Linked DNA regions of Homo sapiens: regions 1, 3, 4, 5 and 6 are each linked to region 2. A link is a contact called in ENCODE Hi-C or POLR2A ChIA-PET data. All regions are on one chromosome and are shown on one strand. Each heading gives the region's core, a stretch centred on a gene start or an enhancer-like site at or near the end of the contact. The rest is flanking DNA. Distances are from core to core; before and after follow the strand shown.

Region 1 (4,934 bases), core at 435-2,934, 1.0 Mb before region 2:
CATGTTTGGCAGGTACACAAAGTAATAGACTTTTTTTTTCTTTTTTATTTTTTAATTTAAAACAGCCAGGCAGGGCTGAGGGAAAGCACCGCCCTCCTGGGCCATAAATGAATGGATTTTAATGAATCAATTTAAAGAATGAAGAGATTTAAACCAGTATTACCAGAAAACCAGTATCACTTTACAAACAAAGAACACCTTGGCATTCCCAAAATAACCCACACTTGGTCACGATACATTATGATGTATTACTCTTTGCATAACATTGATATTCAATTTGCTAATATTTCTGGAATTTTTGTATCTATGCTCATTAAAGAGAGAGTGGTCTGTGATTTCTCAAAATGACCTGGTCAGGTTTTGGTATCCAGTTTAGTGTGGACTTGTAATACTAGTTGAAAAGTGTTTGCAATAGCACTTTTGAGGTTTGTGTTTTTTGTTTTTGTTTTTGTTTTTTTGCTTTGAGACCGACTCTGTCTCCCAGGCTGCAGTGCAGTGGCACGCTCACTACAACCTCCGCCTCCCGGGTTCAAGCAATTCTCCTGCCTCAGCCTCCCGAGTGGCTGGGACTACAGGTGGGAGACACCACGTTCGGCTAATTTCTGTATTTTTAGTAGAGACGGGTTTCACGATGTTGCCCAGGCTGGTCTCAAACTCCTGAGCTTAAGCGACCCACCCTCCTCTGCCTCCCAGAGTGCTGGGATTACAGGCGACGGCCACCCAGCCCGGCCAACTTTTGAGATTAAACAATGCAGTTTAACTGCTTTACTCTGGATTTTAATTGTTGGCATTAATAATAAATTCTACTCTGCTCAACTCTGTACATATAATTACCTCATCTCTACTGCCATTGTCCTTAGCTTCTGACATCTCATCTTCCCCATCTTCTACCTCCTTTGGGGAAAGACTTATTTTCTTCAGTTCACCTTGACCTTTTTTCCTGCTCAAAATAGACAAGATTATTATTAGGCACATGACAAGGCCTTCACACATTCCAAGCCAGGCACGTTTTGTCTCTGGTATTTCCAACAGTAAACTGGCATTTGGAATAAACTTATGTTAGGCCTCATCTTAACTTTTAATTTTCATTTGGTATCTTTTACTCACACCAGCGAACAGAAAAACAAATACAAAAGGTGATTTTTGATGTTGTAGGTGAGGTCTCCCATACCTCTTCTTTTGCCACAATCGATAAGTGGAAACTCCTTAAGAAAAAAAAAAAAAAAAAAAAAGACAAATTCCCAGGAATTCCTTCCTATTCCTCTCATTCTGATCCGTCACGTGTTTTCAAGTAACTGTTTAAAAAATATATATATAGTTCCACTACAGACTACTCAAATGGAAGCACATTGGGCCAAAATACAGGGGACAAAGGGCCAAAAACAGTACCTGCAATTCAAGTACCTTTACTTCGCCAGTCAGATAATTCTGTGAACTGGGTCAGCGTCCATCACTACCCCCACCAGAATTCAGAACACACATGAGTCTATAACCCTCGCTGCCCACAGCAGCCCTTGTCCCTAACAGGTTTTCCTTTAAGGCTGTCGCGGTGCGCCCCTGCAAGCCACCGCGCGTGACGGACGCGGGCACGACGCCTGGGGACAGCCCGAAGAAAACCGCAGGCGCCGACACGCTGGTGACGCCCTCTCAGCTATTGCCCCAGATCCAAGGCGCGCGGGGAAGACGGCCACGTAAAGATACGGCGCCCTGGTGACTCCGCCTCGCCCAATCAGAGCCCGCGCAACCCCTGAACCAATCCTGAGCCGCGACCCTGGGAGGGGCGGGCGGTGCGGGAGCCTGGGGGCGTGAGTCTTGAGCCGGGGTGGAGGGGGGGCCGCACGTGCTGCGCCTGCGCGTGGAGCGGACATTTTGCTGCGGTCTAGCGCGGGAGGCGGGGTTTTGGGTTCGCTGGTCCAGGTGCGCGCGGTGTCCCAGGTCTTCGCGCCAGGTTGGCGCGGGAGAAGGCCGAGGTGCCCCAGAGTTCGAGGAGTTGGTGACGGTCACGCGGTGCGACGCTCCATGGCGGAGGGGCAGTCGGAAAGTGAATAGCACTCGTTAAAAGCGACCAGTCCGTAAGGGCGCGTGTGTCGGCGCCGTTACGGACCCCAGCGCTCGGGGTCGTTAAACCGTTTAAGTCGCGTCCCGCCCAGTGAGGGCTATGTTAGCGTCCTCGCCGTTTCCAGCCGTGAAGGAGGCACTGAGACGACAGCTGAGGGTCTCTCCGTTAAGGCTGTCGCTGCTGTAGGGGCCCTCGCCCGCTGCGTGTTTGTGCCACCCAGCGTACTGGGTGCTTTTTCAAAATTTTATCATGGACGTCTCAAAACACACGTGTGACTTAGATGGTAAAAGTTTCATTTTTCATTTAAAGAAGTTGAGGCTCGGTAGTTAAGGTTTAATTCTCCATCACTTAATACTCTCGTAGTTTTTTGAGTTGGACTGTCATGAACATGTGCTCTCACAAGGCCTCATGGCCATTAACACCAGTAGCCCCAGTAGGAGGATCAAGCTCCTCGGAGTTAGCCCCATGTTGGAACTTGAACAGTGACACTTTGGGGATATTGTGTGTGTTTTTAGGGGATAGGGAAGGGTGATCTTGAGTAAGGAGCCCTGGCCTTATCCTAGCTTCAGAAAGACCCAAACTGGGAAAGAATGAGAATAGAAAAAACAATCTGCCTACCTGTTTTAGATTTGGTACCTCACCAAACTCTTGTTACCTAGCTAACTTTATGAGATTAGCCCAAATATTTTAAGAAAATATTATATATATCTGATCAAGAACAACTGAAGAAAAGGCAAAAGCCCATTTCATTTAAGAACAGATGCAGGGTTCAAATAAAGTATTAGCAAATTGAATCACCACTCCCTGCCAGGAAGTATTATTAAAATCAATAACAAGGACAGGATAAGTCACAAGCAAAATCCATAAATGTGCCAAAATATGGCACCTTGGCAGTTGAGAAAACCACAGAAGCAAGGTCTCTGTAAGTAATCTGCTCCCTCCCATAAAGCAGGGTCATAAAGGAATTCACTGGCCTACCTCATGTGAAGTAGGTTGTAAGACCCTCATTCCAGAGGAGTCTTGTGCCATACCTGGGGAGGAGAAGTGTCATGCAGAGACGCAAGAAAGAATCTGAGCAAACGGGCCATGCCGAAGTCTCCTCCCACCCCTATGTATGACCATTAGATGATGCCCCTTTTGTCCAATCATGTTTCTGCACAACTATCTACTTCTTTCATCAGACTTAGCATAAAAATACAGTTTTCTTTAGGTCATGGGGTCTTCGTTTCTTAAGGTTCCTGTGTCACATAAGACTTTAAATTTGTTATGCCTTTCTCTCATTAACCTTGTTATAGGGGTGTCAGCCATAACCCTTAAGATGGGAGAGGAAAATATTTTCTCCCCTACCAACGAAATGATGACAGATTTGACCACATTACAATTTACAACTGCTGGATGCAGGAGTTTCTATAAACCAGTTTAAAACATAAGGAACAAATTAGAAATATTTGTAACATATACAAAACAAATTTAATATTGTAATATGAATGAAATACAAATCAAGAAAAAAACAAAAATGGCTGAAGGATATGAAAAGCCATTTTCAGGAGAAATTTGAGTGGCAAAGAATGAAGACATGCTCAACTATACAACCATTAGGGAAATGCAACTTAATAAGATACTTTATCTGTCAGAGTGACAGAAATTACGAGTGTTTGGGGATTGTGGAGAAACTGGTAAAAGGGCAAATTGTTACAAACACTTGGAGAGAAATTTGGCAGTTTTAGTAAAGGTAAAAATACTCATTCCTTCCTTTAGCAAATCCACTTGCATGTGTCTAACATAGAGAGCATTCAAACTGCTGGAGAGACATATACGTTAATCTTTATTGCAAATTTTGGGAGTTTTTTGTTGTTGTTGTTGTTGTTTGAGACAAGAACTTGCTCTCACCCAGGCTGGAGTGCAGTGGTGCCATCATGGCTCACTGCAGCCTTGACCTCCCAGGCTCAAGCAATCCTCCCGCCTCAGCCTCCTGAGTAGCTGGGACCACAGGCATGCATTGGTTAATTTTTGGGGTTTTTTTTGGGGGGGGTGTTGTTGTTGTTTCTGTAGAGATGGACTTTTGCCATGTTGCCCAGCCTGGTCTTGAACTCCTGGGGTCAAGGGATCCTCCTGCTTGAAGCCAGGAGTTTGAGACCAGCCTGGGCAACACAGCGAGATCTCATTTCTACCAAAAAAAAAAAAAAAAAATTAGCTGGGTGTGTGCCAGTAGTCCCAGCTACACAGGAGGCTGAGACAGGAGGATCACTTGAGCCCACCAGGAGGTTGAGACTACAGTGATCCCACCACTGTGCTCCAACCTAGGTAACAAAGTGAGACCCTGTCTTTAAAAAACAAAAATAAAAAGTGTCTTTTAATTGTTGGTTTGTTTTGAATTAGGATTTTAAAATATCTACACATTACATTTAGTTGATATGTCTCTTTTTTAAAAAAAAATTTTGAGCTGGAGTCTCCCTCTGTCACCAGGCTGTGCAGTGGCTGAATCGTGGCTCACTTCGACCTCCTGGACTCAAGCAGTCCTCCCACCTCAGCCTCCCAAGTAGCTGGTGCACCACCACACCACGCCAAGTTTCTTTATTTTTCATTTTTTGTAGAGAAGAGATTGCCTTCTGTTACCCAGGCTGGTCTCAAACTCCTGGGCCCAAGTGATCCTCCCACCTTAGCCTCCCAAAGTGCTGGGATTACAGGCATGAGCCACCACGCCTGGCCGTTAAATCTTTTGAAAACCTATAATCGAGAACCTCCCCTTTAAAAATGCCTTTTATTTGTTGGAGAAACTGTCAGTTGTCCTGTAGAATTGTCTCTAATCTGGACTTGGTTGACAATCTTGTGGTTCTTTACCATATTCCTTCATCAGTGTTTTTGTAAACTAGAG
Region 2 (5,105 bases), core at 2,116-4,615:
AGCTCAGGAGCCCACGAACCCAGGAACCCAGCCTGGGCAACATGGGGACACCCGGCCTCTACCAAAAAATACAAAACTTAGCTGGGCGTGGTGATGCATGCCTGTAGTCCCAGTTACTCGGGAGGCTGAGGTGGGAGGATCGCTTGAGCCCAGGAGGTCTAGGCTGCAGTGAGCTGTGATCATGTGACTGCACTCCAGCCTGATGACACAGTAAGACCCTGTCTCAAAAAAAATAAAAAAATTACAAAACTGAAAAAAGAAAAGTGAAAGTGCCACATAAAGGCCTGACGACAGGATATGCTGGCAGGAGGGGACCTTGGAAATATGCCCTCCCTCCAAGCACAGGATTGCTGTCTTTGGGATTCAATCACCAGCAAGTTCGTATTATTTACTCCAGTGTGAGTCTGTGTCTGTGCATGCACAGTGTGTTTGAAGCAAGAGCAGAGTCAGAGCTATAGAGAACTAGAGGAGTTAGGGAGAGTGGGGGAGAACTTCAATCAGGGAGGGAATCTGATGACAGTGGGGCCATTTCCGGTTCCCACCAGCCCCTTACTAGTTGTGTATCTGGCACAAGTCTCTCAACCTCTCTGAAAGCCTCAGAGGGCAGAGGATTAGCTCCTTGTACACAATAAACACTCAAATGTTAACATTAGCTGCCATTACTATAAGTTACTGTCTCATGGGATCCATACAGCAACCTAAGGAGGTAGGTCGAGGCATACCTCAAAGACATTGCAGGTTCAGTTCCAGACCAACACAAGAAAGCAAGTCACATGAATGTTTTTGGTTTCCCAATGCATATAAAAGTTATGTTTACACTATACTGTAGACCAGCAAGAGTGCAATAGCATTGTCTAATAAAACAATATACATACCTAAATTTAAAAATACTTTATTGCTAAAAAATGCTGATTATCAATCTGAGCCTTCGGTGAGTCGTACTCTTTTTGCTGGTGGAGGGTCTTGCCTCGAGGTTGATGGTTGCTGACTGGTCAGGGTGGTGGCTGCTGAAGGTTGGGGTGGCTGTGGCAATTTCCTAAAATAAGACATCGGTGAAGCTTTTCGCATGAGTTGACTCTTCCTTTCATGAAAGATTTCTCTGTAGCATGCGATGCTGTTTGATAGCATTTTGCCCACAGTAGAGCTTCTTTCAAAATTGGAGTCAATCCTCTCAAACCCTGCTGCTGCTTTATCAACTAAGTTTATGTAATATTCTAAATCCTTTGTTGTCATTTCAACAATGTTCACAGCATCTTCACCAGGTGTAGATTCCATCTCAAGAAACCACTTTCTTTGCGCATCCATAAGAAACAACTCCTCATCTGTTAAAGTTTTATCATGAGATTGCAGCAATTCAGTTACATCTTCAGGCTCTACTTCTAATTCTAGTTCTTTTGCTATTTCCACCACATCTGCACTTACTTCCTCCACTGAAGTCTTGAACCCCTCATAGTCATCAATGAGGGTGGGAATCAACTTCTTCCAAACTCCTGTTAATGTTGACAATTTGACCTCCTCCCATGAATCACGAATGTTTTTAATGGCATCTAAAATGGTGAATCCTTTCCAGAAGGTTTTCAATTTGCTTTGCCCAGATCCATCAGAGACATCACTATCCATGGCAGCTAGAGCCTTATGAAATGTATTTCTCAAATAATAAGACTTGAAGGTCGAAATTACCCCTTGATCCATGGGCTGCAGAATGGATGTTGTGTTAGCAGGCATGAAAATAACATTAATCTCCTCGTATATCTCCATCAGAGCTCTTGGATGACTAGGGGCATTGTCAATGAGCAGTAATATTTTGAAAGGAATCTTCTTTTCTGAGCAGTAGGTCTCAACAGTGGGTTTAAAATATTCAGTAAACCACGCTGTAAACAGATGTGCTGTCATCCGGGCTTTGCTGTTCCATTTATATAGCACGGGTAGAGTAGATTTAGTATAATTCTTAAGGGCCCTAGGATTTTCAGAATGGTAAATAAGCATTGGCTTCAACTTAAAGTCACCAGCTGCATTAGCCCCTAACAAGAGAGTCAGCCTGTCCTTTGAAGCTTTGAAGCCAGGCACTGACTTCTCCTCTCTAGCTATGAAAGTTCTAGATGGCATCTTCTTCCAATAGAAGGCTGTTTCATCTACATTGAAAATCTGTTGTTTAGTGTAGCCACCTTCGTCAATGATCTTAGCTAAAGCTTCTGGATAACTTGCTGCAGCTTCTACATCAGCACTTGCTGCTTCACCTTGTGCTTTTATGTTATGGAAATGGCTTCTTTCCTTAAACCTCATGAACCAACCTCTGCTAGCTTCAAACTTTTCTTCTGCAGCTTCCACACCTCTCTCAGCTTTCATAGAGTTGAAGAGAGTTAGGGCTTTGTTCTGGATTAGGCTTTGGCTTAAGGGAATGTTGCGGCTGGTCTGATCTTCTATCCAGACCACTAAAACCTTCTCCATATCAGCAATAAGGCTGTTTCGCTTTCTTATCATTCGTGTGTTCATTGGAGTAGCACTTTTAACTTCCTTCAAGAACTTTTCCTTTGCATTTACAACTTGGCTAACTGTTTGCCGCAGGAGGCCTAGCCTTCGGCCTATCTCGGCTTTTGACATACCTTCCTCACTCAGTTTAATCATTTCTAGTTTTTGATTTAAAGTGAGAGATGTGCGACTCTTCCTTTCACTTGAGCACTTAGAGGCCATTGCAGAGTCATTAATTCGCCTAATCTCAATATTGTTGTGTCTCAGGGAATAGGGAGGCCCAAGAAGAGGGAGAGAGATGGGGAACGGTCTGTGGGTGGAGCGGTCAGAACACACACAACATTAAGTTCCACGTCTTATAAAAGACGCTGTATGTGGCACCCCAAAACAATGACAATAGCAACATCAAAGATCACTGATCATAGATCACCATAACAGACACAGAAATCATGAAAAAGTTTTAAATATTTTGAGAATTACCAAAATGTAACACAGAGACACCAAGTGAGCACATGCTGTTGGAAAAATGGCGCTGATACAATTGCTGGACTCAGGGCTGCCACAAACCCTCCATTTGTTTTCAGAATGCCCTATCTGCGAAGCGTAATAAAACGAGGTATGCCATAGTACAGTGGCGCCGCGACCGACAAAGGAAAGCCTCCGGGAGGTCAAAAGAGATACCAGAGAGTGCGTCCCGCACTGGAGGAAGAGGAAGGTTTTTACCAAGCAGCGAGTCCAGAGCCCGCGCCGTCAACGACGCGGTGCTGCCTTTTTTCCGAGCCGCTGCGGGAGGGGGCCAGGACACGCTCCCTTAGGAGAGCGGGCGGGTCACAAGGACCTGGACAGAGGCAGAACTGAGGCCAGCAGCCAGCTCCGCCGCTGAGTCCAGCCCTCTGCGCAGCCGCCCTGAGCTGGCGTCCCGAGATAGCCGCTTCCAAACCGGGCCTGCGCGCCGACGTTCCGCTGCGCCCCGCGCAAAACCGGAAGTACCCGGGCCCAAGGCTGAGGGACCCGGTGGAGCGGAAGTCACTCCCTGAGGCAGTGGCGACAGCGGCGGCGAGAGGATGAACAACAAGTTCGACGCGTGAGTGGCTCGTGGCCGCCCCCGGGGCCCCTTCCCCGAACAGTTCCCCCGCGCCCGCCCCCGCTGGGGCTGGGGCGGCGCAAACCCTGCGGCACCGGCTTCCCTGCTGGGATCCGGCTGCGGCCGGACCTGGCCTGGACTGGCGGGGAGGAGGGGGCTGGGGAGCAATGGATACCGGAGTCCCGGAGACCCCAGGGCCGTCCGAACCGAGGGCGAAGAGCTGGGCCCGGGGGAGGGGTGGCTGTGCCGCCCGGTAGGGGGAGATTTTCGGACGCCCCGCCCTGGTGGATGCGGATTGCCTGCGACGTGGAGGGGTGGGGACCTCGGCGGTTTGGGTGTTTCCGCAGTCTGGCAGCGCTGCCTCTGAATCCAGCTTTCCCCACACACTCCCTCTCCCCTCTGAGCCTCAGTTTTCTCATCTGCAGAGTGGGGACGGTAACACCCTTTGTCGTAGAGTTTGGAGGATGCAATGAGGTAATGTGGTTGCTGCCCTCGACGCGGTGGAAGGCTGGCTTAGGAATTATCTTCCTGAGACTCTTCCTACTTTCTTTCTCCTCCCCTTCCCGTTCCCGTCTTCCAACACACTCGCCAAGACCTAAGTATACTTGTTGCCCTCTCCTGCCCGCTCCGGTTTCTAGTTTCAGCATCAAACAGTTTGGAGGTACAGAGAGAAAATGCAGAAGTATCTTTACTTATCCCCCTCCAAGGATTGTATCTTGAGGTAGAATATGTTCCTTCCTCTCTTCTAGTAGTCTAGTAAATCGACTGTCTCTTCATCCGAAAACCTGGATTTCTAGTCCCAGATTCACCACTTACCATCTGTTTGACTGTAGAAAAGTTACCCAGCCTCTAAGCCATTGTTGCTCAAACCACATTAGTGGCTAGGACCCTGCTGCCACGCCGGGGTGTGATAAGGGTCAGATCACACTCAGCGATGCTTAAAGATGCTTGTGAACATTGCTAACTATTGCGATATAAACGTAAAGTGGAATTACTATTAGTTTAGGTTGTGACCTGGTGCTTTTGATGGGAAATTGGGGTGTTTCCAATACAGAGAGTACTGTGCAAATTCAGGGAATACTGGATTTCCAACACTCCAGGCAGGTAGGTCCTCAGGAATGTTTTCTGGTTGCTGAGAGGTCTCTGCTACTTGAGAAAGTCTTTGCCCGACCTCTTCTCTATCCTGCTGTTTAACTGAGCCTGTCCCTCTACGAACCTCTCCCCCGCTGCCGCCCCATTTCATCTCTATTGTAAACCCTGCAACAACTAGCTCCAGATCCAAATCCTGCCTCAGTGGAGCTTTCTGGAACCCTTATACCCCTTCCTCCACTGATTTGAACAAATCAAATGTCATCCTAAGAAGACATCTTATGGGTCATCTAGCTCAAGCCTACCCAAATCATTTGGGAGTCTGCAGTAAGAATGGTAATAATGGACTTCCACAGGGATCTTGCTAGGTATTTTTCATATATATATATATTTTTTGAGACAGGGTCTCGCTGTGTCACCCTGGCTGGAGTGCAGTGGTGTCATCACAGCTCACTGCCCACTC
Region 3 (4,947 bases), core at 1,824-4,323, 1.3 Mb after region 2:
TATGTATCATCCGGCCCTTTGTGGAAAAAGTGTGCTGACCCTTATTTATTAATAAAGGAAGCCACAAATAGCTAATTGCCTATCAACAGGAGAGCAGTTAAAAAAACATGATTTTTTAAATAATTATATAATTTTATAATTATACAACAGTTGATGAAGAGAAGAGTTTGCCAGATGTATTAACCGGAAAAGTGAGGGAGAAAAAAATGCATTTATAAAGATATGTATTATAGGGAATCACATTGTACTAAAATAGCATTAGTGACCATCTTTGCAGAGAGGAATCAGCTCATTTATGTAGTTGTATGTACTTTTAACATTTTTATGACTAGAATAATTAATCAAGAAGATTTGATTTCAAATTTGCTGTTAATATCGTCACATTGATCTTGATGTTTTTCATTCTTTCATACAGGTTCCTTGACCTGTGACCACAGAGAGGAACCATGTGGCATCTGAGAGGCAGTGATTAACTGAATACCAGATAACCTGGCAAAAGCCACTGTGGCAAAAGGGCTCCTGGATGCCCCCGTAGAAAGGCCAACAGCACCTTCCACTAAAATAACGGGTCTCAGAGCGACAACACCCTCGGATCAACTAGGCAGGGAAGCCAGGGTCTTCCGAAGGTAGAAAAATGCAGAAGGAAAGATGTGTGATCCTCCAGGCTGCACCTCTCCTCATCTCTCTTCCTCCCCTTTCAAAACAGGAAGAGAGACATTCTTCTTCCCTAGAAGGAACTGGATTTGGTATTTTCTGTAAGGACCCAAACAAAGTGAGTGCCTCGCTGGGCTGGCACGTGACCTTGGGGAGGGTTACCCAACTGGCCCAGCCTCTGCACATGTATTATCAGAGCCCCTCAGCCTGTGACACAGGAAACACAGGGTGATGAAAAAGGCCAAATATTACACAGTGACTCCTTGCACTTGACAAGCTACAGAAGAAATGCTTCTAAATCCTTAAAAACAGAAAGAGTATAATCATGAGAAAAAGTGCCCCGTGGTGGCCTCTGCGTAAGCTCAGAGGTTGGGCATACCCACACCTTTATTCATATGAATACTCCTCCACAGCAAGGTTATTTGGCAATAAAATTTGACACTAAATACCTGGATCTCTCCTTCGTTTCTTTCCTTTATTAGTCTTCCACCCCAAATTCTCAATCCTGAAGAAAAGAAACAAAAATGACCATTTACATAATCCTGAACGCTGAACTTCTGCTCAATCTGTGTTCACCAGATGCCAAAGTGACAGGCAAAAAAAAGGTACAATATTAAAACCAAGCCAGGTTTCTGATACCCTGCGATTGTTCCTCTTTGTAAAGTTTCAGGTTTTTAAGGCAAATTCGTCATTCATGGAAATCTCTCCTACCTACTAGAAAACGGCTCATCAAATTACATCATTAGCCCAAAAAGTTAAATGAAAACAAGGAACATATGACAGCGACTGTCCTTAAAATATATAGAGGGCAATCTATATACCATATAGAGGGAGTAAGCACTTTTCGCAGGCAATCTCTACATCCCATATACTGAATGAATGCTTTCTAAGGGCAATCTACATGTTATACAGAGACCAAAGGGTAGCAGACCTGCCACTGGAATATTTTAGTTTCTGCCTGTGTAAACTTTTCACCCAAGATGTGTCTGGATTGGCTATAAAGGCAGAAAGGTAGGATTTCTTTTAACTCAAGGAGCAGATCTTGTGAACCTTCTGTGTCCGTTTAATGCAACATAGAACTTGCTCTGAGGTTTGTTTTCATTAAGTGATACTGAGTTAGTTATAAAGCTATATGGGAGGAATTGACCCCAGCCAGTGCAAAGTGTCACCAGCTATTTACCAAAAAGAATCCACAAGATTTCAGTCCGTTTACATTAACTATTAAACGGAATGCCTTCTCCTCCCTATTCAAGTACTTGGAGCCTCAAGGAAGACAGTTACTACTCCAAGTTAAACAGGGCAAACAATAGTCAATGTGAGTATTCACAGTGCGGGGCGGGGTACTGTTCACAGTTTCATAGGGATTGTACGTGACTGTTACAACACCCACGCCCAGGAGACATTATTGTCATCATCCTTCCCATTTCACAGATGAAGACACTGAGACCAGTCCAGCTAAGCAACTGCCCCACGCTGCCATGGTGGGGAGGTGGCCAGCGGGGATGCCAACCCGGTAAGCCGGAGGCATGTGAGCCAGGAGGCACCTATGTCTCTTCAGGAATTGTTCTAATAAGTAATTCAAGTAATTTACAGGTTTAAGGGCACCAATGTTTTGGTTCCTATTAGTTAGGTGAACAATGTTTACTTCTTAAGAGAGCAGGGACAGCATTTCAACTACTCCATTCACACTCTTCACCCGAATACTCAGAAGGTGGGGAAGACCCTTACCCTGTGGCGTCTCGTAGGTCAGCGTGGCCATTTGCACCACCGGGGTGTCCTCGAAGGGCTGGTTGTACTGCGGAGGAGGAAGGGGCTTCCTGTCAGGTTCCAGGGCCACGAGGGGCCCCAGACCCGGGAGGAGGCGGCGCCAGCCCGTGAGAGGCCGTTAGTCTGGCCTGGGGCGCCCCAAACGCGGTCTCTGCAGCGGAGCCCCCAACTCCGCCTCTCTCGTCCCACTCAGGAGCACCCCCAGCCCCACCAAACCCTCCTCTCTGCACCCGAGCCCCAGGCCTGCTTCCCCACTCCCCGTTCCGGAGGCCCCAGTCTTTCCTCCCCGTCCCCGCACCGAAGCCTTCGGCGCTGCCTCCTTTTTCCCTCTCCGGAGCCCCCAGCTCCGCCTCCACCTTCTCTCCGCATCCAAGCCCCAGTCCCGCTTCCCCAACCCCCGCTCCGAGTCCTCAGAGCCCCTTCCCTTCCCGTCCTACGTCCCCTCCCAGCCTCACTCCGACACGCAGGCCTCCCCTCCCGGCGGACCGGCGGGGGCCGCACCTTCTCTATCAGCCGCTGCATGCGCCTCTGGAAGCGGCGGCGACTGGCCCTGAGCTTCTGCAGCAGCTGGTCGTCTTCCACGTCCTCGCCCTCCATGGCGCGCAGCGTACCCAGCATCGGACCCAGCCAGTACCCAAGCGCCAACCCGGACTGCAGGGCCTCGCGCGCCACAAACTCAAATAGGAGACTCCGCCCTCCCTGCCTTCCTCTCGGTTTTCTATTGGCTAGAGCGGAGAAGCCGGGCACTGATTGGGCCTTTCAAACAAATTTGCGTCCCACCTTCCGGCCAATCCACTCCCGAGTTTCCAGCCACGCCCCAATGTCCGGCGGAAGGGAGGGAGGGTCTCCGGCCGCCACGGCCGGTGGTAGTTGTACAAACAGCTGTGTGCTTATTCATCAGCGGTGCTGTGCGAGATCCGGTGGGATGCGTGTCATCTCCCGCGCTGTGCACCGGAGATAAGTGCGGCCTGGAGATTTCTGCGTGACTTGCTCTGGGTGTCGCCGCTGGGCGAGGTCCGCCTTCCTCACCCCTCCGCCTGGGATCCCGGCGCAGTTTCCAGGGCAGGGGCCTAAGAAAGACAACCCCAAATTACCAACCCAAAAGGAGGCAGGATAGCGAATATTCATCTAGAAGGAAAAAATAAGTCTCAACGAATGACACATTTAAAGATGCTGACAAATGCGATACACATCACAAAATCCAGGAAAATACTTCTATTAACCCAGCTTTTTCCCTATGTATTTCTGATTGCATATTCTGCTTCTTCATTGATATTAATCTTGTAATATTTTCTCCAGAGAGAAGAGCAAGATAAATCAGTCTTTAGTATGGTTGATGGAATTTATGATTGACATCTTAGGAAAGTTTCATTCAGCTTCATCACTTAACCACATTTGTGTGCTTGTGCTGATATGATTACCATAGTATGTGATTGAAAATAAAAGCATTACTGAGCACCAGGAGGTCCCTTAGAGGGGGCTCTTCACCTCCTTTCAGCCTGCACGGCAATTCTATCATGATGTCCTGCGGAAATTTAGGTGGGAGTGGGTGGAGGGTAAGAACTTCAGGGCTCATGTAGTGTGTGTGTCCACAAAACGTGTTGCGTTGTGCTGGACACAGAGATGTGCTGGCCTGATTCCCCTTAAGATGCCACAGCTGCTAGGAGGGCAGTTGGCAGGGGCCTTCAGTTGTCAGCCTATTCTGGGATGATTCAGTTGCAGAGAACTCCCTCACCCAAGGTCCTGCTGCCCCAGGGTGGCCCAGCACCAGTGACTGATCCAGGTGGGAACAGGAAGGCTGTATCATTTCAGTCTGATGGAAGAAAACCCTGGGCCACTTTATCTTCCGAGCTCTCAATTCCACGGAATTGGATGGGGTAACCTACCAATCCTGTTTCTTTCCTTCCCTTCCTCCCTATATAAACATCCTCTCTGAGTCTTCTCCAGTTGCAGGATCTACACATTTAACTTGTACCTTTTCCAATTTTCACAAACAGACCGAGGTGTCTTCCTCCTCCTTCCTTAGGAGTGTTCAGAAACTTAACATGCTCTTCCTTGGACTCTGTGCTTCCCACACATAATTTACTTTTCAAACATCTAACTGGGCCCATTTAGAGACTTGAGACCTTGAATAAGATTTTCTTTTTTCTTTTTGAGTTTTGGATGATTGACTCTTCCATTGTTACCAGATAGAGTTGTCCAGGTTCTTGGTGTGTTGAACAAAGAATTGAACAAAACACACAAAGTAACAAAGGAATGAAGCAACGAAAAACAAAGCAACAGGAGAACGGAGTAAGGAAAGCACAGATTCATTGAAGACAATTCACAGAGTGCGAGCGGACTGGAGCCCGCAGCTCAAGAGCCTCTTCAATTAGGGTTTTTATAAAGCCAAAAGAACTTGGCAACACCCCTGGGTACCCTTTAGAGGCCTCCAATTGGTTACACCCTATGAAGGATTGGCCTGTGACCAATCAGAGCCTAAAGTGGAAACTTGGCCTGCAGTCATTCAGGGGCTGAAGTGGAAAC
Region 4 (5,103 bases), core at 2,429-4,928, 1.1 Mb before region 2:
ACAACTTTTGCAGCTTTCTTTCCTTTGGCTGGTGTAGTCTCCATAGCTTCTTCTTCAGAGTCTGAAAGAGAAGTCACCTAAAAATTGCAGCAATCTCCCAAAACCAACATCGGTTTTCAAATCTAATGTAAAGAAAATGCAATCCTGTCACCATGTTTAGTTAACAGTCATGGCAAGAATAGATCACTTGGGGCCGGGCGCAGTGGCTCACGCCTGTAATCCTAGCACTTTGGGAGACCAAGGTGGGTGGATCACCTGAGGTCAAAAGTTCGAGACCAGCCTGGCCAACATGGTGAAATGTCGTCTCTACTAAAAATACAAAAATTAGTAGGGTGTGGTGGTGGGCACCTGTAATCCCAGCTACTCGGGAGGCTGAGGCAGAACTGCTTGAACCCAGGAGATGGAGGCTGCAGTGAGCCGAGATAGCGCGCCATTGCACTCCAGCCTGGGAAACAGCAAAAGCTCCATCTCAAAAAAATTTAAAAAAAAAAAAAATCACTTAGAAACAAAATCCTACATTATAAAAAACACTAATAGAATGTGCTATTGAAATTTTCTCAAGAGGCACAAAAATCATTCATGGGTAATTAAGTCTAGCACACCACAACAACCCAGAGAATTCCCACAAGGATTCTAATCTCATCTCCAGGTTGTCGTGGAAGGAATATGTTGATCCCAGAATCTCAAGATACCTTGTAATCAGAAGCCCAGTAACTACCAAGACAACTCCTTACCATCTTCCTCATCGTCATCGTCATCCTCATCATCTTCGTCATCCTCATCGTCCTCATCCTCTGAGGCAGGGGCAGCAGCTGCTGCTTTCATCGCTGCTGGTTCAATTTCATCTTCATCCTCATCCTCGTCCTCGTCATCCTCCTCATCCTCCTCACTGTCATCATCCTCCTCTTCATCACTGTCTTCCTTCTTGGCATTCTTGCCATTCTTTGCCCCCTTGGCTGGGATGGCAGCACCCTTCTTACCAGGAGTTGCTACCAATGCTTTGCCTGGTGTGGCTCCCTTCTTGCCAGGTGTGGTAACTGCTTTGGCTGGTGTAACTGTCTTCTTGGCAGGTGTTGCTGCTGCCTTTTTGCCTGGAGTGACAGCTGCTTTCTTGGCTGGTGTGGCAACTGCAACCTTTTTTGTTGGGGAAACGACCACCTTCTTTGCTGAGGTTGCAGCAGCCTTCTTGCCTTTCTTCTGAGGTATGACGACCTTGAGAATAAATGAAAACCAAACCAGTAAGTCCAGCCCCACACCCAAAAAGATAACCATGGTCCCAATGAGATGTTAGACTCTGGCAATGCCTCTGGTTCAAGACCACATGCACTAGACACATTAGCATGTTAAACTCCAGGCTTCTGTTATGTTGTCTTAAGTCAGAGCCCCTATCATAAGGTGAATACCCAGACATAAGGAACTCTTTTGAACACTTAAAAATACCTCTGAACCAGACCCTCTGAATTCTTACACCTCATACTTTCCCAAGCCCCAACTTTCTCATCTGAAAATGGTAATAGTATCATCCTTACATGTTTAAGGATCATGAATTGCTATGTGTAAATTATTCAGAACCTTACACATAGGAGGCTCCAAGCATTAACTTATTAAATCATTTGGGGCTCCTACAGTGGGTGGCGGTACCAAGCCCAGTGAAGCTCAATTCTTAGGACCTGAGACAAAAAATGAATAGGCTAAATATAAATATTCCTTACAAAACTATCACACATCAAAGAGTGTGCATGGTAGTTTGATAAAAGTCATCATTTAGCTACATTAAAATCCCGTAGTTTTATCAGGCAATGTGTGGAAGAGTAAAACTTTCATTCAGTTCTCAACGAGAAACCTGAGCACAATTCAGTGCTCAGCTGTCTTTATAGTGAGCAAATAAAAGGCCAGGAGTGCTAAAGAGGGTCAATGGTAACACAAAGAGAGGTGGCAGCCCTCAGTCTACACCAGAGATAACTATAAAACACAGTGAGTAGTATTACAAAGTTTATATATAATGGAATGGAGACCAATTAATTTTAATTGGAGGCTAGGAAAGGAATCTGGTAAGGTTATCCTCAGCTCTGAATACAATGCCCAGCTCTACATGTGGGGGTGAGGCTAACATGTTGAAACTGGAAAAATGTAATGATTTAACACAACAAATCACACTCCAAGCCCTGCAGAGGAACATGTAAAAGAAATTCCCAGATCTCGTCTTACACTCACATTCAAATACTTAGCCAAATGACATCTTGACATGTCAATGAAGAGCTTGTGAAACACTCAACCACTACAATAAGACATACCTGAATAAAATCTTATTTTTGCCACAGATATCCAATTTCATGTCTTAACTCTCCATTTTGTAGTTTTAACATAATTCTGCATTAAGTTGGATAAAATTACCTCTTCTCCACTGCTATCATCTTCTTCATCTTCTGACATTTCCTCATCTTCACTATCTTCTTCTACCTCCTTTGGAGGAGGAGCCATTTTCTTGGGGTCACCTTGATTTTTACCTGCCTAAAATGGACACAAATAGATCATTACACCTCCACCTCGACATTTCAGGCCATTCATATTTTGCCATTAGTGTTCATACGCCATCATCTCCGTCCTCAGATCCATTTCTCATAGTGCCAAACACCACAACTAACATAGAAACTACTCCTGATGGCAATGCAAGAGGGACTACTCTCAACCGCCCACATTTTTCCTCCCAGGCTTTACCAACAGAAAACCTGCCCTAAGGTAAAAAGTCAACCTGAGGAAATGATTTCTCCTCCCGTTACCTTAGTTAAGCACAACCGTGTTTTAATACTACAAATCCCGGTACTTTATTCTACCACCCTCATCTGAATCCAAATTAACGGTGAAGATCATTAAGGCACTTAAAAAAATGACTACCTTGATTTTCTCATGAAGCTTATGCCTTTCCCAGCGAGACAACCCCGCCCCTTAAAGAGGCGGCGCGGCCACGTGGGGGTACCTGGTAGGCCACCACGTGCCCGAAACACAGCGCAAAAGGCACGCGGCAGAGCCACCTTCCGGGGCCCACCACGTGTCGGCTTGCCAGGCCGGGGCGGAGACATCCGAGCGCAGCCGGGACTCCGACTAGGGCCGATACCGCCATTTCCCGGCCCAAGGCACCCGGTCCCTCTGGAGATTCCAGGACCCACGCGGCGCGGCCCACGTGGCAGGCCGCGCTCCCGGGCACGTGCGTCAGGAGTCGAGTCCCAGCTCGTACGCGTCGCAAAAGTTTGGTCTCATCTCTCCACCCCGAGGCCCAGCGCCCCCTCCCCGCGCTCAGTGACTCTGTCTTTCCCGCCGCGTTCGCCGCCCCCAGCACCTGCAGAAGCTCTTCACCTCGCCACCAAGTAGCCAGAAGCCGCGAGACCTCCCCACTAATCGCGCGAGACTTCCCGCAGCATGGCGCCCTAGAACGCGCCCGGGACTGCGCGCAGGCCCTCCTCCCCGCGGCGCCGCGCTCGCCCCTCGGAAAGCAGGCCTACACGTCTGCGCTCGCGCTCAAGGCCGTTTACCTTCGCGAGCTTCACCATGATGGCGGCGGAGTGTGAAGCGGACAAGTGGCGCAGATGAGTCCAGAAGAAGCCAAGCGACGGCGATGGCGGCCGCGGGTGCTGAAGATCCCGGAGCACGTACACCCGAAGGCCAGCGAGAGCTCGAGACTGAGGCGAAAGACTGAGCCTGCCCAGTAATCGCCTGTGGAAAGGCGACGACGGCGCCCTCGTGACTCCGCGCCGACCAACCAAAGCTCGCGGCCGTCCCCATGAGCCAATCGCGAGCCTCTAACCGTGAACGGCGCGGGGCGGGGAGTAGGCGGGCCGAGGCGGCCACGGGAGGGGGAGGGGCTGGCAACGGCGCCGTGGGGGCGGGGCTCGCTTTGTGCAAGGTCCGCGCTGATTGGGCCGTGGGCGCGCGGGTCCCGGCCTGCGTCGTGGGACTGGCGTTTTTGGCGCCGGCTGTGAGGGGAGCGCGGGGGTGGTGGAATCGGGCGGTCTCCGGTTCGCCAATGTGGCTGGGTCCGTAGGCTTGGGCAGCCTTGGAGTTCCTCAGAGACCCCGCGCTCGGTCCCGGCACGCACTCACGCCGCGGCTCCTGGTGGCCCTGGAGCGAGGAGTCCGCCAGCACCGGAAGTTCAGGGACCGCGGAGTTCCCGTTGGCCCTTTTGGAGGCACAGCTTATCCCTGCTTGCCCGCGAGCATGGGGCCGGAGGCACCCCCCGGCTGCAGGCAGTCTCCTGAGAGCTGTTAATAAAGGCAGTCGCGGGTCTGTGCGAGGTTTTCTGTGAGAAATGCACGAACCTCCCCTACCCCACAGAACCTCAAGCGGGAGATATTTCTCGACATGGGGAACGGCCTCGGAGAAGTAACTTTCTGGCCTCACAGGGCAGGGAGAGGGGCCTGGGAGGGCCGACCGCAGAGCCGGGCCTTTGACCGCCCACAGGTTCCCTGGTTATTATTTGGGTCGAATGCGCCAATTAAGGTGGTGGCTGCGAAGTCAGTGTCACCAGATGGCCCGGGAGCAGGTCGAGAGCCACCGGCAGGGTTCCCCGGCGGCAGGGCGAAGGAGGCCGCCAGTGACTTCCACGGTTAGCTTTGTGGGTGGGTCTCACTCGATGCCGGGCTTAGCAAACCAGAGCATTTCCCTCCGTCCAGGGCCTGCCGGGGATCCATCCCATCCATAGGTCCAGCTATGGATCCATCCATACCTCATTGTTCCTACAGAACCAGGATATCTGCAGCTACGGCTGTACTTGTTAAAAATCACCTCAGGCCGGGCGCGGTGGCTCAGATCCGCAATCCCAGCATTTTGGGAGGCCGAGGCGCATGAACCGGGGAGGCGGAGGTTGCAGTGAGCCGAGATCGCCCACTGCACTCCAGCCTGGGCGACAGAGCGAGACTCCGTCTCAGAAAGAAAAGCATTTGTTAAGGCCGGGTGCGATGGCTCATGCCTGTAATCCCAGTACTTTGGGAGGCTGATGCAGGAGGATCGCTTGAGTCCAGGAACTTGAGACCGGCCTGGGTAATATAATGCGACCCTGTCTCCACACAAAAAATAATTAGCGGGCATGGTGGCGCTCGCCTGGAGTCC
Region 5 (4,604 bases), core at 568-3,067, 1.5 Mb before region 2:
CCCGCCACCACACCTGGCTAATTTTTGTTTTTAGTAGAGACGGGGTTTCATCATGTTGGCCAGGCTTTGGTCTCGAACTCCTGACCTCAGGTGATCCGCCCACCTCGGCCTCCCAAAGTGCTGGGATTACAGGTGTAAGCCACCGCGCCCGGCCAGGAATTCACTCTTCATCACTGTCCCCACCACCCCCTAGTGCCTCCTTGACACTGTTAGTTGCCATTCACCATCCTGTGGAGCTTGTATTTTCTTTCGCTGGTCCTGCTTTACTCATTTTCATTACCTGTTGGCATTTGTTTGTGACTCCTCTAGGGGTTTGGGGAATACAACTGTCTTCATGTGAGGGCTTGGTAGAAGTGCCTCTGTAGAGCCAGGTGCAGTGACTCACATCTTTAATCCCAGCATTTTGGGAGGCCGAGGCGGGCGGATCATGAGGTCAGGAGATCGAGACCATCCTAGCTAACATGGTGAAACCCTGTCTCTACTAAAAATACAAAAATTAGCCGGGTGTGGTGGCATACACCTGTAGTCCCAGCTACTTGGGAGACTGAGCAGGAGAATCGCTTGAACCCAGGAGGCGGAGGTTGCAGTGAGCCGAGATCGCGCCATTGCCCTACAGCCTGGGTGGCAGAGGGACACTCCATCTCAAAAAAAAAAAAAAAGAAGTACCTCTGTAGAATGACACCCCAAGTAATCTGTTTACTTTGCATGCACATCTTCTCGAGCCCTGCCTTTCAATCTGAGCCACAGGCTCTTCAAAAATGTTCAATAATTATATTTAATATATTTTAAACAACCACAGTTTAAGAATTCTAATTTAAACAAAAAAAGTCACAGATACAACAAAATGTGTTATCAAGCACATTTAATTCACTGGCAACCACAAGACATTGATTGTGCCCCTAGGTTACGTAGAAGGCCGTAGAAATGAACTCGCCATCGCTGTGCGATTGAAGAGTTTAGCTTGATAGTGCAAGGCCGGTGGCTGAAAAAAATGCTACCGTTTGCCCTATTCCTTGTCAAGACTTTCTCAGTACTGACTCTTGAAATAAATTGACTTCTTGAAGCTAGCATAAGACTGCAAATGGCCATTGCAACTGCCATTTCAAATTTCTGAAGATGTATTAGAAACGAAGAACCCACTGCCGTCGGGGGAAAGAGGACCTGGGCAGATAGAAGGAAAGAATGGAAGACATTTTTTCTCCCTTGGAAAGGCTTTCGCCATATAACTACTGCACATTTTAATATATTGACAACACTGGACATTTTTCCAAAAGTAAGTAAAAACCTTCATTGTTCAACTTTATAATAAGCCAATGATTACTTGTGGATTCATTATGATAATAAAGCACTTCTATGGGGATTTTCTTTTTTTTATGATAGGTTTTGCTTTAGAAAACAATTGAAAGCCACTTTTCTGGGAAAAAAAACAAAAAACAAAAAAAAACGCTGTTTGCGGCAGCCCCAATTCCCTAAGCATTATCTGGTGGGAGATGTGTTGCAGCGAGACCTCCCACCAGTAGGTGGCACTGCGCGCAATGCTCGCACCTCCCCTCAACACCCTTTCTCTCAGCAATGGCGGGTGATGGTGGGGGTCCTCTCTTTGCAGGGCTGGCCATTCTAATGCCTGACCTCAGGTGCAGACCAGTGTTCCGTTGCGCGGGACTCCTGACCTCGAGGAGGTTTAGAGAAAACAATGGTGTTCTCTGTGTACCCTTCCGCGAGGGCTGGGGAGTATACCGCCGCGCAGAAGACGCAGGCCAGGGGAGAATTCGCGCCGGGCGGCAGGCGGGGTGGCGGGCAGCCCCTGGGCGGGCGGGGTCCTGGCGAGAAGCGAGCCGGCGGCCTGAGGAGGCGACTGACTGAGCAGCGCACCCGGGGAGCAAGGAGGCGCGGTGAACTGAGCGGCCCCTGAGCTGACAGATACACTGCGCAGCTGGAACGGCGAGCGAGCCGACGGGCGAGTGAGGGGCGCAGCCATGATCACCTCGGCCGGTGAGTGCGGCCCGTAGCCAGCGCCTGGAGGGAGGAGCCGCCGCCGCGCCGGCTTTTAGCTGAGTCAGGGCCGGTGACTGGGCGCCTCCCGGCGGAACGCCGGCCTGGGCAGCTTCTTGCTGCCCAGGGCCCACCCCCGGGCCGGGGGGCTGGGAGTCTGATCAGGTCACTGCGTGCTTCTCTGGCTTGAGGGAATCGAGCCGGGTCGACCGCCTCGGCATCCCTCCCCAATCACACCCCAGCGCCAGGACCCGAGGGGCTTCCTGGGCCTTCCCCTGACCCCAGAAGGGCTTACCTTTTTTCTGTGCCTCCCATTCTTGGCCGTGTGAGGTCGTCCAGCCCCAGTTCTTGCCCGCAGGGGGCCGGGGTGGGATGGGCCCCTGTGCCATTGAACAGTAAGGCAAACCCCCCTGATCGGGCAGCCTAACTGCTACAGAAGTGTTTCTGGACGTGGCCGAGCTCCATTCGCCTTAGAATGAAACCCGAAATTAGGTTTGAGGTGGGTCATTTCTGGGTCCGATCCAAGGGTGTTCATTCAAAACACCCAGAGAACTTTTGGGTTCGGCGAAGACCCTAAAGACGCCCTGGAGATACCTTTATACTGAGAGCCTACTTATACCCTTTCGAGGTTATGTGCTCAGTCTGTTGACTGTACATTCAAGAAAGAATGGATGGATCTGCGGAGCAGGTTTCATACGCGCAAACCATTGCATAGGTAGATTCACGTAGTGACATTTGCAATGGAGTAAGTTACAGAGATCAAGTTTCAATTGGAGACTTAAGCTCCCCGTTACAGATTGACTTGCATATAGCTGTCCAGAGCCTTGGTGCTTTTTTCCGTTGCCTATTTACATACCCTTTTCTCATTTTCTTACTCTGTGTTTGACCCACAAAGAAAGCATTTTATTGTAAACAAACTGGTGAGCAGAAGACAGTAATCTGAATGGTAAGGCGATCAAAACTTTATTTTTATGAGGATTGGTTAAGGAGATCGTTGGAGATACTGGGAGACGTAGTTACTTTCAAACATTTGAAGAGCTGTCACTTGTACCTGAAATAAGACTTTTTGTCCCCAAGAGATACAAGTGATCGCGAGATGAATTTTAGTTCAGTATCAGGAAGTTTTTCCAGTCAGAGCTTTGTAAAGATCAAATAAACACTCAGTTTCTTGCCACCTATAGGCCTCATTCTATTTCAAATCCATCCATTACCAATGTTTCTTCTAACTCGGCCCAAACCACCTTCATCTCTTGTCTGGGTTACTATATCAGCCTTAAGGCTTTGTTTTCGACCATTACCTCCGTACAGCCCGTTTTTCTTGTGGACTATGCTTTTTAAAACTTTAATCACATAATACTTCTTTGCTTACAATCCACCAGTGCTTACATTGTGTTTAGAGCAGCCGTGTCCAACCCTTTGAATTCGAGGACTTTTTTTCTTACTGTGGTGGTCGGACATCGTGAAAATTATATACAAACCTTTTTTTTTTTTTTTAAGCTCATTAGCTATCATTAGTGTTAGTGTATTTTATGTATGCCCCAAGATACTTCTTCCATTGTGGCCCAGGGGAGCCAAAAGGTTGGACACCCCTGGCATACAGTAAAATCCAGACTCTTAACCAAGGACCCACATGATCTGATTCCCGCCTTGTCTTGTAGTACTGTCTTCACTCAATACATCCTAATCACACTGGACTTTTTGTTCCTTGGATATGTCAGTTTCTCTCCTATCTCGGGGCCCTGGCACATTCTGTTCCTTTCTAGTCTTCTCTTCCTCAGATTTTCCCTTAGCTTCTCAATCTTTTGTCTCAACTCAAATGTTATCCTTCCCTGATCATTCTATTAAAACACGCTTACTCTCCCTCCACCACAGCTCTGTAATTGCCTTGTTTGTTTACTTGCCTGATCACTGTCTCTCTCTCTCTCTCTGGTAGAATTTTGAGCAGGAAGCTTGTTTTCACAATTCTAGAATACTGCTGAGAGCATGGCAGAAATTCAAAAGTATGTCTTGACTGAAGAGCTCAGTCAGCCAGTCAAAGCAATTAATCAGTCCCTTGAGTTTTTAAAGTAGAGGCGGAAAAAGCACTTGGTGACAATATAATAGACTTTAAGCCTCTTTAAGGTGGCAAAACTAATAATTTTTGAGGTCCTATCCTGAGATTCTGTGATGATCATATAGTGTATATTTATTACTGCCATTTAAGTTTATTGGATTACTTGTCAACTTCTGTTCCAAATCTTTTGTCACTTTGTTTTCTGTCCTATGGCTCATGTTGGCTTAGAATTTGTCCCAGGTGCTAAACAGGCTAGTCTCATGGTTCTGGTGTGGATTAGTCAGTTTGTTCATTCATTTATTGACCAGGCAGTTGCTAGGCATCACCATACAGTGGTGAATAAGAGGTCAACATGTTCTATTAGTTTTTTCCAAGAGGTTTGACTATGCAGGGGAATGGAGAGAGAGAGAGAGGTGCTTCCAGGCGGGAGATGTGAAATTGAGTGGGTTGGTGTTTTCTTTTTTAAACATAATACAGACACATAAAGGAAAGTTGTGCTAAAAAGCTTTAAAACAATAGTCCCCCACCTCACTTTCCCTTTCCTGATCCCCAGAGGCAG
Region 6 (4,985 bases), core at 1,711-4,210, 1.0 Mb after region 2:
GGCCAGCAATCCCCTCTGCTGGAGAGGAAGTTGGCCTGGGACTCTCAGTACTACTCTTGCCTAATGGTACGCTCCATGACCCGCCCTACACTTCACCATCTTCCTCAGTCCCTTTGAGGCTACGTTTCTACTTCGAGTTGTCCTTTAACTTCAACTATATTAAAACCTGGAAAAGTGTTATCCCTATTAGAAATGTACTTATTAGTGCTGGCAATTTTTACTGGTGGAATTACTGATTGCATCAGGGAGATATTTTTATGGAGGGGATCGAGTCAAGGCTAAGAGGTACCACTTAAATCCCACATGCAATCCAACCCATTAAATTGCTCCTAGGAAGGTAACAGCGGTAAATATTTACTAAATCTCTGGAGGCAGCAAGTCTTTCTAAGCTTAGAAGCAACAGAAGAACCACAAAGATTTGATAAATGTGGTGGCAGTAGGGAAGAGGAACATGGCAAACCAGATAGGATGAGTCAGGCTGTCTGTCCTCCTAATATGGAGACACTGTGGAGAGCTGAGCTACAAAGCCATGTAGTGCTGGGGACCCCAGTCAGGGCCAGGTGAAGGCAAAGTAATGTTCACACTGAGCTCACGGGAACACAGCTCCTAGGACCCTTGTGGAGGAAGCTGGTTTGCAGAGATGGGGTATGGGAGAAATATATAGAGAGAAACAGGGGCAAGAAATCAAGGGTCCAGTAAGGTCAGGCTGGCTTCCTGCAGTTGATTTCTGAGATCCCCTATATTCTTACAATAACCCCCCTTTTAAATTTAGCTAATTTGGGTGGTGGGTCTGTTTCTTGCACACAATCCCTTACCTAAAATCTCTGGGTCTTTGGAATTCAGAATTTCCAGAGTTTATAAAGATAATATGAAAAAAGTGTTTTTTATATATATATAAAATGTTACATTCCCAGCAGGGTCTGGGCCAGCTTCCATTAATCAAGCAGATTAATATTCCTGTAATGAATGTATGAACATTCACCCACATGAGATAACTAAAAACTGTAAATAGCCTCACACCAGGTCTGGTTCTGAAGCCAAACAAGCTCAGGTGAGATCAGATGAGGGTGTGAGCTTTCCAGATTTCAGAAATGCGTATGAACAACTGTGCACCCATATAAATAATATGACACCCTTCCCCACTCCAAAAGGTAGATATAATTGGTTGGATAACTCTGGCTTAAGTGTTTGTTATTCTAGAGAAATCTTAAAACTCAAACAGTGTAACAATAATGAAGACTGATACTTATGACAATTGTCTTTACGTTGTACTTTAAATTACAGGAATTAAAAAAGAAATATATTGCTTTATTTTTTTACTAAACATTATTGTCATCACCCAGGATATATTTAAGATTAAGCTTCACATTTCTCTGCAGAGGGAATTACCAATTTATATCTTATATGTGCAACAATAAACACATACTGTAGAATATATCTTTAAGATAATTGGTCTATTTGTGATTTTGCATAATTAATTACATGTAAAGAAGATGGTACATATTGCTAGTTAAATGTACGTAACATAGCATACCTCTGAATTCAGGTGTGAAATGAAGAGTCTGAAGAAGGGAATTGAGGTAACAGGTTCCACCCTGATTTCTGATTCCGCTTAAATTGGTGAATTCTCTAGGAGCAGGTGGCTCCAAAGCTTTAGTCTTTAATTTCTTCCCTTTTCCATACTGATTATTAGACACAGTGGAATACTCCTCTTCAAACAGGTCCCCAAACATTGTGAAACTAAATACTACCCTTAAAAAAAGTGACATATAAATGCTTTTATTTTTAAAATAAATTTTCCCCAAATCCCCCTACCTTACACTTGGGAGTCGATTCTGTTGTTTCTTAGAACACAGGACTACTGTTTCTATGTACAGTAGTTGGGTTTTGGAGGCAGCAAGATCTAGATTTTTTTCATCCCTATCAGGACCCTAACTACCTGTGTGACCCTGGATATGTTAATCTGTTTTCTTATGTGTAAAATAGGATACCATCTGTCTCTTCGGGTCATTTAAACTATCCAATGACATAACGAAAGAAGGGCAGTTAGTGTACAGGGTTTGGCCCACAATAAGTAACAGCTGTTTTTAAAAAGGCACGTTCACATCACTAATTTTTTTAAAAAAGAAAACCTGTTGCCACAACTAATCCACTGCTGGGACGGCAAAGCCAACCCTAAATTCTGAGAATCAACTCTCTAAAATCTCTGCTTGTCACACCCTTCAGTACTATATACCAGATTATGACATTTAAATTAAACAGATCAAGTTAACTTTTTTTAGAGCACTTTAGTACAGTCCCGAAGCTGTTGGGCCGGAAGTCAGTTCACTGGGGAGGGAGGGGGGAAGGGGAGCGGAGGGCGGGGAAGACTGCCACTAAAATTATCAAGCCTAAAGGCCTTCCAGTATGTATCCACTAATCCCATCGTTAGCCCTGGGGGCCTAGGTGACTTCCCCAAGGTTTCACATCGAGTGTGGCGGAGGGTCACTTGGAGATGAGAAACGTAAAGCGCCTAGCATAGGTACCAAATGACAGGAAGCGCTGAAATGCAATTATTTTTCTTTTCCTCAGAAGAAAACTAAAAAAACACAACTCGAGAGTCTAGCCTCGAGCTCGTTGTCTGCATTCCTGAATTCCCAACTCCTACGGCCGGCCGAGGCCCTCCAAGCCACCACAGGCCCAGGGGCGCAAAAAGGCAGAGGTCCCCGTGGCCCGAAACCACTGCCCCGACTCCAGGAGAGCGCCGCGTCCTCAGGCAGGCCTGGGCAGCCTCTCGCCTCGCCCTCCTCAGACTGGGCCACCAACACTGTCCCTACGCTTCCCACGTCCCTCCCAGGATCCCCGGGCGCCAGCCGCACTTACTGCCTAAAGCCCAGACCCCCGCCCTGGCCAAAACGCGAAGCGAACGAACCCGCCCCAACTGGGCGCCGCCATGTTGGCGAGGGCGGGTCTCCAGAAAGTGATTTATGGATCGTGGACTATGCTTCCCAGGATGCCCCGCTGGAGCGCCGGCCCCTCGCACGGGGCCTTATGGGAAATGTAACTCTTCTGCTCCAAGAGTTTGGGAACTGGAGCGGGAGCGGGAGCGGGCAAGGTGAGCTCGCTTACAAGTCCGCTGGTGAGTTCGCGGGTCCACTCGGCCAGCGGACCACTCATTCGTTCACATTTATAAGATTATAGCTATATGATCTTATATAAGATTATAGCTATATGATCTTATATAAGATTATAGCTATATGATCTTATATAAGATTATAGCTATATGATCCTTATATAAGATTATAGCTATATGATCTTATATAAGATTATAGCTATATGATCTTATATAAGATTATAGCTATATGATCTTATATAAGATTATAGCTATATGATCTTATATAAGATTATAGCTATATGATCTTATATAAGATTATAGCTATATGATCTTATATAAGAGTATAGCTATATGATCTTATATAAGAGTATAGCTATATGATCTTATATAAGAGTATAGCTATATTATAGCTATATAACCTTATATAAGATTATAGCTATATAACCTTATATAAGATTATAGCTATATAACCTTATATAAGATTATAGCTATATAACCTTATATAAGATTATAGCTATATAACCTTATATAAGATTATAGCTATATAACCTTATATAAGATTATAGCTATATAACCTTATATAAGATTATAGCTATATAACCTTATATAAGATTATAGCTATATAACCTTATATAAGATTATAGCTATATAACCTTATATAAGATTATAGCTATATAACCTTATATAAGATTATAGCTATATAACCTTATATAAGATTATAGCTATATAACCTTATATAAGATTATAGCTATATAACCTTATATAAGATTATAGCTATATAACCTTATATAAGATTATAGTTATATAACCTTATATAAGATTATAGTTATATAACCTTATATAAGATTATAGTTATATAACCTTATATAAGATTAGTTATATAACCTTATATAAGATTATAGTTATATAACCTTATATAAGATTATAGTTATATAACCTTATATAAGATTATAGTTATATAACCTTATATAAGATTATAGTTATATAACCTTATATAAGATTATAGTTATATAACCTTATATAAGATTATAGTTATATAACCTTATATAAGATTATAGTTATATAACCTTATATAAGATTATAGTTATATAACCTTATATAAGATTATAGTTATATAACCTTATATAAGATTATAGTTATATAACCTTATATAAGATTATAGTTATATAACCTTATATAAGATTATAGTTATATAACCTTATATAAGATTATAGTTATATAACCTTATATAAGATTATAGTTATATAACCTTATATAAGATTATAGTTATATAACCTTATATAAGATTATAGTTATATAACCTTATATAAGATTATAGTTATATAACCTTATATAAGATTATAGTTATATAACCTTATATAAGATTATAGTTATATAACCTTATATAAGATTATAGTTATATAACCTTATATAAGATTATAGTTATATAACCTTATATAAGATTATAGTTATATAACCTTATATAAGATTATAGTTATATAACCTTATATAAGATTATAGTTATATAACCTTATATAAGATTATAGTTATATAACCTTATATAAGATTATAGTTATATAACCTTATATAAGATTATAGTTATATAATCTTATAAATATGAATGAATGAGTGGTCACATTTATAAAGATATAAGATTATATTTATATAATCTTATATCTTTGTCTTTCGTCTGTGAATCAAACTAATGGCATGTCAAAGTATTGTCTGGACAATCCTTTCATTCCATAGCTTCCTCTCCTCCTATCAGATCCCCATGAAATCTCACCTGCATTAGGATGATAGCCTTTTCAGTGGACTCCCGTTTTACACACCCCTTCCTGCACGTCACTATAAGATGCACTATCCATCTAAGGTGCACTTTGAGCTCAAACCTCTCTGCTAAAGAAGCTTC

What was found. A loop is a pair of places that touch in the nucleus more often than their neighbours do. ChIA-PET counts read pairs that join two places held with the same protein, here RNA polymerase II (POLR2A). Pooled maps may share reads with other maps.
Region 1: a loop to region 2 is called in a map of CD8-positive, alpha-beta T cell, with 7 times the contacts of the local background. The contact joins the promoter of LINC00471 here to the promoter of TIGD1 in region 2. A Hi-C loop is called at or near these places in 2 of 168 maps with a recorded cell type or tissue (CD4-positive, alpha-beta memory T cell and CD8-positive, alpha-beta T cell) and 8 of 50 pooled maps.
Region 3: a pooled map shows a loop between it and region 2 (13-fold over the local background). The contact joins the promoter of HJURP here to the promoter of TIGD1 in region 2. A Hi-C loop is called at or near these places in 2 of 37 single-sample maps with no recorded cell type and 10 of 50 pooled maps.
Region 4: a loop to region 2 is called in a map of CD14-positive monocyte, with 7 times the contacts of the local background. The contact joins the promoter of NCL here to the promoter of TIGD1 in region 2. A Hi-C loop is called at or near these places in 2 of 168 maps with a recorded cell type or tissue (CD14-positive monocyte and naive thymus-derived CD4-positive, alpha-beta T cell) and 12 of 50 pooled maps. POLR2A ChIA-PET finds 5 or more read pairs at or near these places in 3 of 52 experiments (CD4-positive, alpha-beta T cell, MCF 10A and activated T-cell).
Region 5: a loop to region 2 is called in a map of B cell, with 8 times the contacts of the local background. The contact joins the promoter of PSMD1 here to the promoter of TIGD1 in region 2. A Hi-C loop is called at or near these places in 2 of 168 maps with a recorded cell type or tissue (B cell and naive thymus-derived CD4-positive, alpha-beta T cell) and 10 of 50 pooled maps.
Region 6: a pooled map shows a loop between it and region 2 (7-fold over the local background). The contact joins the promoter of USP40 here to the promoter of TIGD1 in region 2. A Hi-C loop is called at or near these places in 1 of 37 single-sample maps with no recorded cell type and 6 of 50 pooled maps. POLR2A ChIA-PET finds 5 or more read pairs at or near these places in 1 of 52 experiments (activated naive CD4-positive, alpha-beta T cell).

The regions. Positions count from the first base shown.
Region 1 is chr2:231,512,693-231,517,626 of GRCh38, forward strand. LINC00471 (long intergenic non-protein coding RNA 471) reads right to left here and starts at 1,685. Exons shown (of 5, transcript NR_199863.1): 1 at 1,405-1,685; 2 at 835-940. RefSeq lists enhancers at 1,028-1,837, 1,408-1,587 and a silencer at 1,698-1,917.
Region 2 is chr2:232,547,192-232,552,296 of GRCh38, forward strand. TIGD1 (tigger transposable element derived 1) reads right to left here and starts at 3,366. Exons shown (of 1, transcript NM_145702.4): 1 at 1-3,366. The coding sequence starts at 2,691. The coding sequence ends at 916. EIF4E2 (eukaryotic translation initiation factor 4E family member 2) reads left to right here and starts at 3,498. Exons shown (of 7, transcript NM_004846.4): 1 at 3,498-3,553. The coding sequence starts at 3,534. It overlaps MIR5001 (microRNA 5001), which reads right to left and starts at 3,382; the gene lies at 3,283-3,382. CHRNG (cholinergic receptor nicotinic gamma subunit) reads left to right here. Exons shown (of 12, transcript NM_005199.5): 12 at 1-924. RefSeq lists a silencer at 3,509-3,878.
Region 3 is chr2:233,851,462-233,856,408 of GRCh38, forward strand. HJURP (Holliday junction recognition protein) reads right to left here and starts at 3,074. Exons shown (of 9, transcript NM_018410.5): 1 at 2,923-3,074; 2 at 2,383-2,449; 3 at 1,104-1,159. The coding sequence starts at 3,039. RefSeq lists an enhancer at 2,956-3,948 and a silencer at 3,016-3,275.
Region 4 is chr2:231,460,806-231,465,908 of GRCh38, forward strand. It overlaps NCL (nucleolin), which reads right to left and starts at 3,679. Exons shown (of 14, transcript NM_005381.3): 1 at 3,531-3,679; 2 at 2,395-2,511; 3 at 735-1,212; 4 at 1-61. The coding sequence starts at 3,548. RefSeq lists enhancers at 2,747-3,418, 3,324-3,373, 3,419-4,088, 3,434-3,623, 4,134-4,233 and silencers at 2,938-3,307, 3,654-4,003.
Region 5 is chr2:231,055,050-231,059,653 of GRCh38, forward strand. It overlaps PSMD1 (proteasome 26S subunit, non-ATPase 1), which reads left to right and starts at 1,818. Exons shown (of 25, transcript NM_002807.4): 1 at 1,818-1,992. The coding sequence starts at 1,977. LOC112268432 (a long non-coding RNA gene) reads right to left here and starts at 2,697. Exons shown (of 2, transcript XR_002959456.2): 1 at 2,288-2,697. RefSeq lists a silencer at 1,719-1,908.
Region 6 is chr2:233,563,822-233,568,806 of GRCh38, forward strand. It overlaps USP40 (ubiquitin specific peptidase 40), which reads right to left and starts at 2,961. Exons shown (of 32, transcript NM_001365479.2): 1 at 2,863-2,961; 2 at 1,535-1,752. The coding sequence starts at 1,733.